3 separate regions of the Homo sapiens genome follow, and all the other regions are linked to region 3. Evidence: read pairs that join two places in POLR2A ChIA-PET (ENCODE). Cell type or tissue: GM12878. All regions are shown on one strand. Region 1 overlaps COQ2 (coenzyme Q2, polyprenyltransferase). Region 2 has its middle 53 kb from the start of COQ2. Region 3 holds the start of PLAC8 (placenta associated 8).

What was found. ChIA-PET counts read pairs that join two places held together with the same protein. Peaks named below come from ENCODE experiments on the same cell type or tissue, not always from the same donor. Only the 100,000 strongest peaks of a DNase experiment are listed, where the experiment ranks them.
Region 1: POLR2A ChIA-PET joins it to region 3 with 5 read pairs; 16 of 35 experiments call an interaction of 5 or more read pairs at or near these places.
Region 2: POLR2A ChIA-PET joins it to region 3 with 6 read pairs; 8 of 35 experiments call an interaction of 5 or more read pairs at or near these places.

What each region holds. Positions count from the first base shown.
Region 1 is chr4:83,270,897-83,274,896 of GRCh38, reverse strand. COQ2 (coenzyme Q2, polyprenyltransferase) reads left to right here. Exons shown (of 7, transcript NM_001358921.2): 3 at 1,280-1,401; 4 at 2,725-2,810. Among named protein-coding and RNA genes, the nearest start is that of COQ2, 12 kb to the left of the region's middle. In GM12878, no CTCF peak of the experiment used is centred here; a DNase peak (open chromatin) is centred at 1,836; H3K27ac peaks cover 2,408 bases.
Region 2 is chr4:83,229,376-83,233,375 of GRCh38, reverse strand. No RefSeq gene overlaps it. Among named protein-coding and RNA genes, the nearest start is that of COQ2, 53 kb to the left of the region's middle. In GM12878, no CTCF peak of the experiment used is centred here; a DNase peak (open chromatin) is centred at 1,525; H3K27ac peaks cover 885 bases.
Region 3 is chr4:83,113,140-83,117,139 of GRCh38, reverse strand. PLAC8 (placenta associated 8) reads left to right here and starts at 2,411. Exons shown (of 5, transcript NM_016619.3): 1 at 2,411-2,474. In GM12878, no CTCF peak of the experiment used is centred here; DNase peaks (open chromatin) are centred at 2,399 and 3,682; H3K4me3 peaks cover 1,740 bases; H3K27ac peaks cover 2,606 bases.

The DNA of each region.
Region 1 (4,000 bases), 160 kb before region 3:
TAGAATAATAGAAATGACACCATCTGGAAAACAGAAAATAGACTGAAAAATTGAAGACCTTTGAACTATAACAAATGATCTAATATTTGTTTCATGAGTCTTGGAAAAACAGGAGAAAGGGGTTGGGGCTGAAAAATGATTGAAGAAATATTGGCTGTAAAAGCCCCAAATTTAGCAAAAGACATAAACCTACATATTTAAGAAGGTGAGCAACCTCCAGACACGATAAACACACAGAATCCTCACCTTAATACATTATAGTCAAACTTCTGAAAACTAAAGAAAATTTTAAAATCTTGAAAGCTGTGAGAAATACGAAAAGCACAACCCATAATAGGAAAAATTGAATTTGCACATCAACAAATTTTTATCTGTTAAGGACCCCGTTAAGAAGATTAAAAGGGCTGGGCACCGTGGCTCACGCTTATAATCCTGCCACTTTGGGAAGCCAAGGCAGGTGGATCACTTGAGGTCAGGAGTTCGAAACCAGCTTGGCCAATATGGTAAAACCTTGTCTTTACTAAAAATACAAAAAATTAGCCAGGGGTGGTGGTGGATGCCTGTAATCCCAGCTACTTGGGAGGCTGAGACAGGAGAATCACTTGAACCCGGGAGGCAGAGGTTGCAGTGAGCTGAGATTGTGCCACTTCGTAAATATTTTAGGCTTTCTCTGTGGAAATTGAACATGTTATAGCTAAATAGCTGATAAGGAAGTTGCTTTGTTTTTTATTTATTTATTTATTTGACACAGGGTTGCTGTGTCACCCATGCTGGAGAGCTTGGTGCAATCATGACTCACTGCAGCTTCAACCTCCTAGGCTCAAGCAATCCTCCTACCTCAGCCTCCCCAATAGCTGGGGCTACAGGCACACATCACCATACCTGGCTAATTTTTTTTTTTTTTTTTTTTTTTTTTGTAGAGACAGCGCCTCCTTATGTTGCCTAGTCTGGTCTTGAACTCATGGCCTCAAACAGTCCTCCCACCTCAGCCTCCCAAAGTGCTGGGATTACAGGCTTGAGCCACTGCACCCAGCCAGGAAGTTCCTTTGTTTTGTTTGTTTAGAGATGGGGATGGGAGAAAAGAGAATGAGTGATGGGAATTTTTAGTTCTTTTCAAAGCTATTTTAAATGTGAAGTTTTGATTTCTGACAGTACTTAAAATGTTGATTTCTCTCTTCATTCATATTTGTGCCTACCATGGGCCAGTCTCTTCATTAAATGTTTAAATAAATGATTGAGTCATTACATGAAGCTAAGGTATCTGTTTTTATGTTTTAAGGTTACAAGAACAGCCAATCGTCCAATAGCCGCTGGAGACATTTCAACTTTTCAGTCCTTTGTTTTTCTTGGGGGACAGCTAACCCTGGCACTGGGTGTTCTTCTGTGTCTAAATTACTACAGGTATATTAAACGTTTTCCACATCATGTATAAAATCTCTCCTTTGAAATGGAGAAAATAGGAATAAAATGAAATATCTTTATCACAAAGTTGTTCATTTGCTACTTATTAAGCATCTGTAAGTTAGCAAGTGTAAGTAACTCACCACACATTTTTAAATCTGCTTCAAGAATGCTTTCAGCCAAAGGAGTTAAGAAATGAACATTTAATTTGTTTTGAACCACCTTCAGTATTTGTACTACATTCCCTAAGGGACACAAGGCAATTTCATAGGTTTTCTAAGTGCGTGCATGGATGTGTGTGTATACACCCACACATATATAATTTTATTTATGTTGACAGTATCTCTAAAGTAGACTTAAAGCAGAAGTGATTATATTCATTTTGCAAAAAGAGGAACTATGTCTTTCCCAGGGTGGTGTTACTAATCAATGACTGAAGAAAGAAGTGGGAGGACTCATTCCTGTATCTCTTAAACAAGACAAAACGAAACTTTTGTGTATCAGATTGCGGTTTACAAAGTGCTTCAATGCGAGAGAAGAAAGACAAAAAGTTACTTTATGGAGACTAGACTTAATTGCGTGCCTTGCCCTGATAGCATCAATTACATGACAATACCTTTGGAAGGTTATTTCTGGAAGGGGTAGTGTTAGATAAACTTTGAGGTCCTAAGAACGTCTTATTTTATCACATTTTCATAGGTGTTTCCTTTTTTCTAGAAAAGTAACACTGCATCATATATATAAGGAGGGATATCTTGACTCTAATTATTAGTTAGGACATCTTAGTTTATTAGATGCCTTAATGTTTGCAAACAGTTCAGAGAGGCAGTAACATTTGGTAGTTAACATTTGGTGGTTGATAGGTTGGACTCTGGAGCCAGACTGCCTTAGGTTTGAATCTAGGCTCTTCTATGACTAGCTATATGACAATTAGCAAACTACTTAATTTCTTTGTGCTTCAGTTTTCCCATCTGCAAAAAAGGAAGAGAATAAAACTTTATATTATAATACCTGCCTTTTGGAGTCATTGTGAAGATTATAATGAATTAACAAGTGTGATTCACTTAGAATAGTGCTTAATACATGATAGTACTGTATGTGTTAGCTATTATTTTGTTTGATTGTTTTATAACATTTAAAGTAGTTTTCTACTCATCCTTTATAATAGGGAAAGTCGAAGGCTAGGAAGATAACTTACATAAAATATAATTTAAGATAAAATATATTTTCCAATTAGTATTACTTATGTCATTGTCTTAAAGTATTTCGTGGTTTCTAAGAGGTAGTGGTAATAATCACTTTAATGGTTTTTCCTCTTTTCAGTATAGCTCTGGGAGCAGGATCCTTACTTCTTGTCATCACCTACCCACTAATGAAAAGAATTTCATACTGGCCTCAACTAGCCTTGGGTGAGCTTACAATAACTAAAAGTATTTCCTTTGATATTTGCAAACTACACTTTTATGGAGAGATAGGTAAATAGGTAAAGATGAAATGACAAATCAGTCATGTAATTTTCCTAACCAATAGTAGATTTTCGTACTTTAAAGGAGAGCAGTTAGCTATTTTTATTAGTTCAGAAATATTGCATATTTATTAGGGTTATCATCATCATCATTATTTTTTCCTCTCCTCTCTCCCCCACTGCTCCCCTCCCCTACACTCTCCTCTCCCCTCTTCTCTGAGACAGGGTCTTGATCTGTTGCTCAGGCTGGAGTGCAGTGGCACCATCTCAGCTTACTGCAGCCTTGACCTCCCAGGCTCAAGTGATCCTCCCACCTCAGCCTCTTGAGTAGCTAGGATTACAGGCATTGACAACCCTGCCTGGCTAATTTTTGTATTTCTTGTAGAGACAGGGTTTCGCCATGTTGCCCAGGCTGGTCTCAAACCCCTGAGCTCAAGCGATCTGCCTGCCTTGGCTTCCCAAAGTGCTGGGATTATAGATGTGTGCCATCACGCCTGGCCATTGCTTTCTGAAATGCTTTTTTAAAAATCTAGGTATGTCATGAAAAAATGTTTGATCTAGATGCCCTGAAGAATTTGGGGGATGGGGTAGGAAGCACTCTGTGGCAGGAAAACAAGGGTTAAAGTGTATGTGATAGCTTAGACAGCTCGTATTCTGTGAAGCCTCTCAGGAAGAAGTTAGACAGTCTCTTCTGGGCTACCATAGGATTCTAATCCGGCACTTACTTATTTCAGCAGCATTAATTCAACCAAGAATACGTTGAGAGCCTCCTATGGTCTCCAGTTAATAAATTGTGGCCCAGCATTTAGCATAGCACTTGGTGCGGTGTAGGTATTGAATACATACTTGTTGGTGAAAAGAAAGAAACATAGTTAGGTAAGCAGGTATCAGAATCTGCTGCAAAAATATCTATTCCCAGACTTTTCTATTCTATTCCTAGAATGATTCTAGTTCTTTGAATCATTTTTTTCAGTAAATGAAAGAACTAAAAGCAACTCAAGAAATTGATGTGAGCCTGATTTGTGGGAAAGTTGTGGTAGAATATTTATCTTTTTCTAAGATCCTCTCATTGAATGTTCTCTTTATTAAATTTGAAATTATATTCTCAATATAAGCATTTCCTATCTATAAGAT
Region 2 (4,000 bases), 120 kb before region 3:
ACATAGGTTGCACATACTGATCTCAGTTTCTGTTAGGTGCATATAAATAAAAAAAAGTTTCTTCATTTTATTAAAGCCCTATTTTTGTATCATTTTTAGTAATGTATATACCAACATAAATGCTTGATCTCAGTCTCTCCTGATAATTACAAATCAACATATCCAATGCTTAAAGTTACTGTTAAATTAATGTAGAATTGTCAGGTCTTCATTAGAAGTAGTAAGTAGAACACAGAGATTGGTCAAATTTTTCAGTACTTATACTTTTGAAAAAAAGAAAAGAGTATTCTATTCCTGCCAATTAGTATAGTCTTTACCCTGATAAACAATGTCAATATACATTATGATTTTAATTATAAACCCCCTGGAGACAGCAAGTATGTTTATATTTTATTAGTCATTGTACTTAAGAAGCCCCAAAGCTCTCTATTCCTAGTTCAGATTTTCTTTTGTTTGTGTGTGTTTTTGTTTTTTTTTGGATGAAGGTTAAGAGGAAGCTTTCTTTCTTACTTAAAGGTTTGTATGCTGGGCAGATAGTTAATGGTACAGAAATCCAAGCTTTATTTGGGGGAACAAGAGAGCAGACAGGACATAGAGGTCTTATTGGCAGAAGTGGCAAAGTAGGGGACAATCTTTCATAGGATCATAAAATTATAGCCCCCAAACACAATCTAGTGAAATCACCTTGTTTCTAAGAAGGTTTTCACAAAGAGCTAATACTAAAGAATTGGGGTTACAGAATACATGGTATTATCCATGCCAAATACAAACACATGGACATCTTTATTGGAGGAGAAATTTGTTCTGCTCAAGAGCATCTTAAAGATTTCTATTTCCCAGTCATTATTCTTTCCCACAATCCCCTCCCAATAATTAGTCCAGAGGTAGGTCTGGGTTCCCATGGTGGCAGGATATTCAAATATCTCAAGATGGCTCACCATGTCATGAATGACATCTTAATTAATCAGTCTTCAAACAGGGGACACAGTGAGAATAAGGACTCCATGTTTCCTGATCTCAAAACACACTTGAGAGTTAAGAGCATGGGAATGACACTTCTGTGAATTACCACTTGGTGCCTGTTCATTTTTCTCTTCTGAGCAAAGTCCTCTCTTGTGAAATTCTAATACTTTGCATAGAATATTCAGAATTTCCAGACCTCATCGTTGAAGATTTCTTTTGCCTTCACAGTCATAAATATGTTGTAAGATTTGTGTTCCCAAGATCAAAGACAGGTCTCACAAGGGGTCCCCTGCTCTACTACCAGGACACCAACATTTGTTCTTGGTGCATCTTACATCAGCAATCTTTGAAATTCATTAGGTGAGGTCCTATATCCTTTGTTGTATCAGTCATCATCCCCAGCACAGGTTAAACCTCAGATTTCTCCACTCTAAGTGTCCTTGCCCTCAGGGAGGGTGACAGGATGTGGGGTTTCTTTCCAATGTTTTAGGACACACTCATAGCAAAACATGTCCACATCCTGTTGCAATCAGTGTGGTCAAATAGTGTGGAACAAATCAGCCCTTCCTGATATCTTCTGCATCTGAGGCAACCGTGTCCCTTATATGATGTCTGTAGTCAAAGGTTAGACTAGACTAGACAAAGGTTGGTTAGAAAACCAACTCTCAACCACAGACCTTGGTAGTTTCACAACTGTTTTTAAATAATCTCTTACTTCCTCCTTCCTCTCCCTTATCAATGGGGAAATGGTGGGAGTCTCTGGAGCAGAAGCCATAAGCTAATGAAATGTCATGGGACTGGACACACTAATGTTAAGGTCTATGGGCTTTACATCCACAGTTCCAAAAATCTGTCATCTCAGAGCATTAGCATCCAGCTATTTTTTTTTTAGTTTTTGTAGAGATGGGGTTTCACCATATTGGCCAGACTGGTCTTGAACTCCTGGCCTCAAGTGATCCACCTGTGTCGGCCTCCCAAAGTGCCCTGAACCAATACGCCTGGCCAAGTGTGTCTCTCTTTAAATAACTCTCCCCCTTTTTTTCTGTTCCACATCATCCTGTTTGGAAGATAGAGATTTCATTTTGCAGCACTTCTCCCAAACACTTGTCATCTTCCCTTTGGGAGTCTCTGTCCAGGGAATCTTATTATTTAGGAAAAATTTTTAGATGTGTCTTACCAAAGTCTCGGATATATATCTAATGATGTCCAACTCTCCCTATCATGAACTCTAGAATAACCTGACCACTTTTGCCCATGGGTTTCTGTCACTTCTACTTTTCAGACTGGTTCCTTCCGGTGGCCAGCATTTGGTACTTCCTCTACTTTCTGTGAAGACTCTCATTTAGTTAAAAAAAAGAAAAAAAAAATTACTGATGCCGTGGAGCATAGTATTTGTAGATACAAAGGACCTCAGAGGTCAGCCCCTCTCACTTGTTATATGAGGCATCTAAAGTTCTAAGGACTGAGATGTTTGCCCAAGGTCATGTAGTTAATAAATATCATCTATATCAGGCCACTTCGTATGATTGGGCAGGATGTTTATTACCAAAAAGCAACCACCTGACGGGTGAGTAGGGACCAAAATCCAGTCTGTGCTCCTCTTGCCTTGCCAAGCTGTGAGTCCTGCTTAGGACTCTATGCCACACCCCACCACCAGAGAAAAAGGCCTCTCTGTGATTTTTATAAAGGCACTATTTGGCTAATAGTGACGCTAATCTATATGTAAACTTTTCTTCTAATTATCTCAAACCTAAGTGTTAGAAAAAAGTTAATTAGGAAGAAACTTTGCATTTTTATTTTAAAGGAATTAGTATCCTATAACTTTTATGTTCCTAACAATTCTTACATCTTTTTCAAATGCTATTTGTTAATTCTTAAGCAATCTTGGCATTCACAGATTGGGTTGTTTGTTTGTTTGTGGAAACAAGGTCTCACTATGTTGCCTAGGCTGGTCTCAGACTCCTGGGCTCAAGCAGTTCTCCCGCCTCAGCCCCCCAAAGTGCTGGAACAACAGGGATGAGCCACCATGCCTGGCCAGATTTGATCATTTTTGCTTCACCTACTCAAATTATGGGGATGGGGTACAGATTCATTTTTGCTTCACCTACTCAAATTATGGGGATGGGATACAGGTTCAGACTAGGGTCTCAGGATCCAGGACTCTGCTTGAGAATAAGAAGGGCTGGCCCAGGGTTATAGGGTGGAACCAAAGAGAGACTTATGCCCCCACCCACATAAGGGCAGCTTTCTGTCTGATACAAAGGACCTAGTCCAAGGAGACAAGAACTTAATCACAAGGGAAAAGTCTGGAGTAGAGGACAGGACAGAGAGTAGTTCAGAGGCAGACGCTGGAAAGATTTCCTGAGACAAAGGTTCCTGGGGAGTGTTCTTTTGTAGGGGCCTCCTGTGTGCTTTGGATAAAACTGGAAAGTCCAAAAGGCCTAGTCAGCCTGCAGAGCTCCGAGGCAATGCAACAATGCCACTGGAGGTCAAGAGGAGGCGATGACATCAGAGACCAATGACCTGGTTTCAGTGGGACAAAACACTGCAACAAGAGCCCAGCAAGTGCCCACTGGGCCAAACAAAAGCCCACTGTGAACCAGCCACAACACCACCAATGCCACGTGAGTGCATAAACTTTCCCTCTCCCCAAGGCCATCTTGGCTAAGGGAAGAGGAGAGAAGAAAATGCCTAAAACGCTGAGCATTTCCCCAAAAGAGATTAGGTTAACCCCAAAGTAGACTCTGGCTACCTTTACTTGGAAAGTTTATGTTTGGTGATCTACCTTCACTTCATCACTCTATCTCGCCATCAGAGGAAACGGGGCCTTCTGGACAAGAAGAGAATAGTTACAGAAAACAAGAAGGCTACGTGTTCAAGCTTTGAATTCAACTTAACCCCATTACACCTGGTCCCTCGGATCCCAGAGGACATGCTTTGCACATTATTCAGAAGTTACAGAGTTCAAATATAAACGTAGATGACTCTTTTGATGCCCTTGAGGTTGGCTTTTATGCATCAAAAAAGGTTATTCAGA
Region 3 (4,000 bases):
AGGCATGAGCCACCCCGCCCAGACATATTTTTTATTTTTTTGAGACGGAGGTTTGCTCTTGTTGCCCAGGCTGGAGTGCAATGGCGTGATCTCGGCTCACCACAACCTCTGCCTCCCGGGTTCAAGCAATTCTCCTGCCTCAGCCTACTGAGTAGCTGGGATTATAGGCATGCGCCACCACGCCCAGCTAATTTTGTATTTTTAGTAGAGACGAGGTTTCTCCATGTTGGTCAGGCTGGTCTCAAACTCCCGACCTCAGGTGATCTGCCTGCCTCGGCCTCCTAAAGTGCTGGAATTACAGGCATGAGTGACCGTGCCCGGCCAAGCTTACCGATTTTTAAGATGTACTTTCCCCCTTTAATACAATAAATAACTAGTACATATTTGTTGACATCTTTTTGATTTTTCAATTTTTTAATTTTTTATTTTATTTATTTATTTGAAAAAAGGAGATGAGATCTCACTATGTTGCACAGGCTGGTCTCAAACTCCTGGGCTCAAGTGATCCTCCCGCCTTGGCCTCCCAAAGTGCTGGGATTACAGGTGTGAGTTACCACACCTGGCCATGTTGCCATCTTTTTATTGTGGAGTTTATACATAGTATTTGGAAGAAAATAGGCTATCTGGAATTCCACATGTCTCTTTTTCTTTCTCCTTCTTCAGATTTCTTTGTTTCTTTGTTTCCCCTAATATTGATTATGTGTTAGGCACTGTTTTAAATGTTTTGCATGTATTAATTTTTTGAATTTTCCCTACAATCCTGTGGGGTAGGTGCAATTATTACGCTCATTTGACAAGGAACCTGAGGCATAGAAATGTTAAGTGGCTAGCAGATGGCAGCTAGGAATTGGGACTGAAAAGGGACTCTAAGCACTTAGAGTCTGCCATAATGCCACACATTCTCACTGTACAACCTCACACAATAGCCTTGTTCTAGTGGGAAAGATTTCCCATCCGCAAAAACTTCAGAGTGAATGACAGGAAAGCTGGCCACTCTCATTTCTTAATTTTTTTTTTTTTTTAGAGACACGGTCTTGCTGTCACTCCGGCTGGAGTGTGGTGACACAACACAGCTCACTGTAACCTCAAATTCTTGGGCTCAGGCAATCCTCCTGCCTCAGCCTTCCAAGTAGCGGGGACTACAAGCCTACGGGCACTTACCACCATGTCTGGCTAATTTTTTAATTTTTTGTTTTTGTTTTTGTTTTTTTTTAGAGACAAGGTCTCACTGTGTTGGCCAGGCTTGTCTTGAACTCTGACCTTAAGCAGTCCTCCGCCTGGGCCTCCCACTGTGCCGGCCCACCCTCATTTCTGAAAGGTTTTGTTAAACAAAGTTTATGAGAGGCCATTGTTATGGACTAGCCTCCTGCTCTAGGCCCCAGAAAATCAGACCAAACCAGAATGAAGTCGCTTGTGCTAAGTGACATATAATCAAACTGAACTTTGAAATGGACCAGTTTTCCAAAAAACAGGAGATTTCAGTCAACCTCAGTCAGTGTAGTAAGGAAGTCCTCTCTGTTTTAGTCCTATAAGGAAAGTAACTTTGAAACAACCAATCTATCTTTTTTTCTCTGTTTCCGCTTTCTTCATACTCACCAGGACACTCATTCTATTTTATAGAATGATGTGTTGCTTGATTCTAGAATTGCAAATAAAAGGCAATTACATCTTCTAAACTAAATTTGTTGTAATTTTGTCTTTTGATAGTTTAAACTATGGGATCAGAAATTCAAAGACTATGAATAAAAATTTCAAAAGAAAGAAATAGTAATACCACCAATAAGAAGAATAATTAAAAAGGTACAAAGAAATTGGATGCAACATTGTAAAAAGAGCCATAGTTTGGAGCTGAGCTGACATGAGCTAAAATCCTAGGTGAGTAACTTGTTAGCTATGTGGCCTCTGAAAGTCAGCTCAAGAATCTGAGCTTGTTTCCTCACCTCTAAAATTGAAAAAATAAGGCCTAACTATCAAAGTCATTAACAAGTCATTGATAATGCTTGGCCTATTTTAATGTTCAGTATCTGTAAGTTGATACCATTAAAGGATGCTTGAGATGCCAACTACTATATAATCTGAAACAATAATGATCTTTTTTTTCCCCACAAAGATAACAAAAAACAAACACAAAAAAACAACAGTAAGCTCTGCCAGACATGTAAAACCAATCAAACTATATAATGAATTAAATCCTTTCCCCATTAAAAAGACGTATCAGTGTACCTAACACAATATAGGAAAAGAAACACACCTTATTTGGCAAGAGATATATTCATTCTCCAGATAAGAGAAACACACATTGAAACCACTTCTGCTGGATTACTCTGGCCAATAAGAGCGTCTGAAACTGTTCTATGTACTATGCCCTGCGATAGAAACACAGTTACCTCTCCCCTTTCACGTAGTTTTCATTTGTGGTGAGATTCTCTCCCAGGCCACAAGACATTTCCTGCTCGGAACCTTGTTTACTAATTGTAAGTACTTTACAAGTAAGAACTTGTTTTAAAAACTTAGCATTCAAAAAAAAAAAGCTTTCTTTAAAAGTTATTTGATTTTCTTGTTTTTTTCTTAGCATGTTATATTTTGAGTTTCAGCTAAAAGACTAAGGTTTTCTTATCTAATTGCTTTAAATTTATACATTTAGTCAAATTCAACAATTTCTTGCTAAGCATTTTGCCAAATGCCAGGCTTTTCAAAGTAGTGTAAGATCCCAGCCTTGAATCCTCATCAATTGCTGCTTTCTGCAGCAAACACATATTATACATTGTATTTAGTAACATGATCATTAATTTCACTCTTTATTTCAATATGTATGCATGTTGACTTATGCCGGTCTAATTTCTTTCTGCTTTACAAATATTCTATTTTATCCATTCAAAGTATTTAGAAACAAGATATGGAATTTTGTAGATTTAGCTAATGAATTATAAGAATTCTTGAATTCTCACTATGAAAGTAAGAAAAACAGACTAGAATTCTTCAAAATTAAATTCTGGTGCTTCATTTATATGTATAAAGAGAGATGGAGAGATTATGAAATGGAAATGTTTCAATCAAAGCAAAAAAATGAAATTTAACATCAATAAACAGTAGAAGAGAAAAATCTCAATAATATGTCTAGTATCTGGATTAATCAATATTAATAATATGTATTAATATTACTATAATTAATATCATGTATTATATTAATATTAATGTATTTTATTAAGATAGTGGGCTGTCCTCAGGAGTGAAGTGCTCATAGAAAGGAGAGACAAATACAAGATTGATTCTTAACTAATAGATAAAATTAAGGTGTTTAAAATATGAGCCAAATACTGCAAGATTTCCTGACATTGAGACCATTCCACAGAACTTCCTAAAGAAAGGTATTCTAGTCTCATTCTCCAAAGCTTGCCCACCAAGATTCCCATTTCACTACCTCCTGCCCCCATTTTTCCTGCATTTTCCAAGGTGGCCCCTGCCAACTTTTTTTTAATCACTCTCTCTGCTCCTGTGGGGTTAAAGATGGCATGGAACAAAACAGCTGTGTGGTCACACCACAACGGGCAGAACTGCTGGCCACAGATAGGAAACCTCAGGCATCTCCTTAGCCCTTACCAAATCCAGCCCAACACGTTTACACACCCTGGCACTCAATAAAATATTTGCTGAATTAAATTGGATCTGTAGTTATTAGTAACAGAAGAAAAATAAGGCCACTGGTCGTGGGTTACAAAATGTGCTCTGCAAGGCCACTGGCATTAGAATCTTGTGAAGTGCCCAGGATACTGCACAGGCCCGCACCTGAAGGGAGAGGAGCTAGTTTGGAATGTGCTCCCGGGAATGCGAGAGGGTCTAGCATGGGCTTCATCGCATGGAGGAAGGTGTACCGTTTTTCGAATTCTCACCGAAGCAGCTACGTGCTCACCAAGCCGTGTCTGTGAGAAGGGCCACGTTTTTCTAGTTCATAGGACAAAAGCCTATGGCATAAGGGCAGCAGCCCTGCGGGTGCACGTTA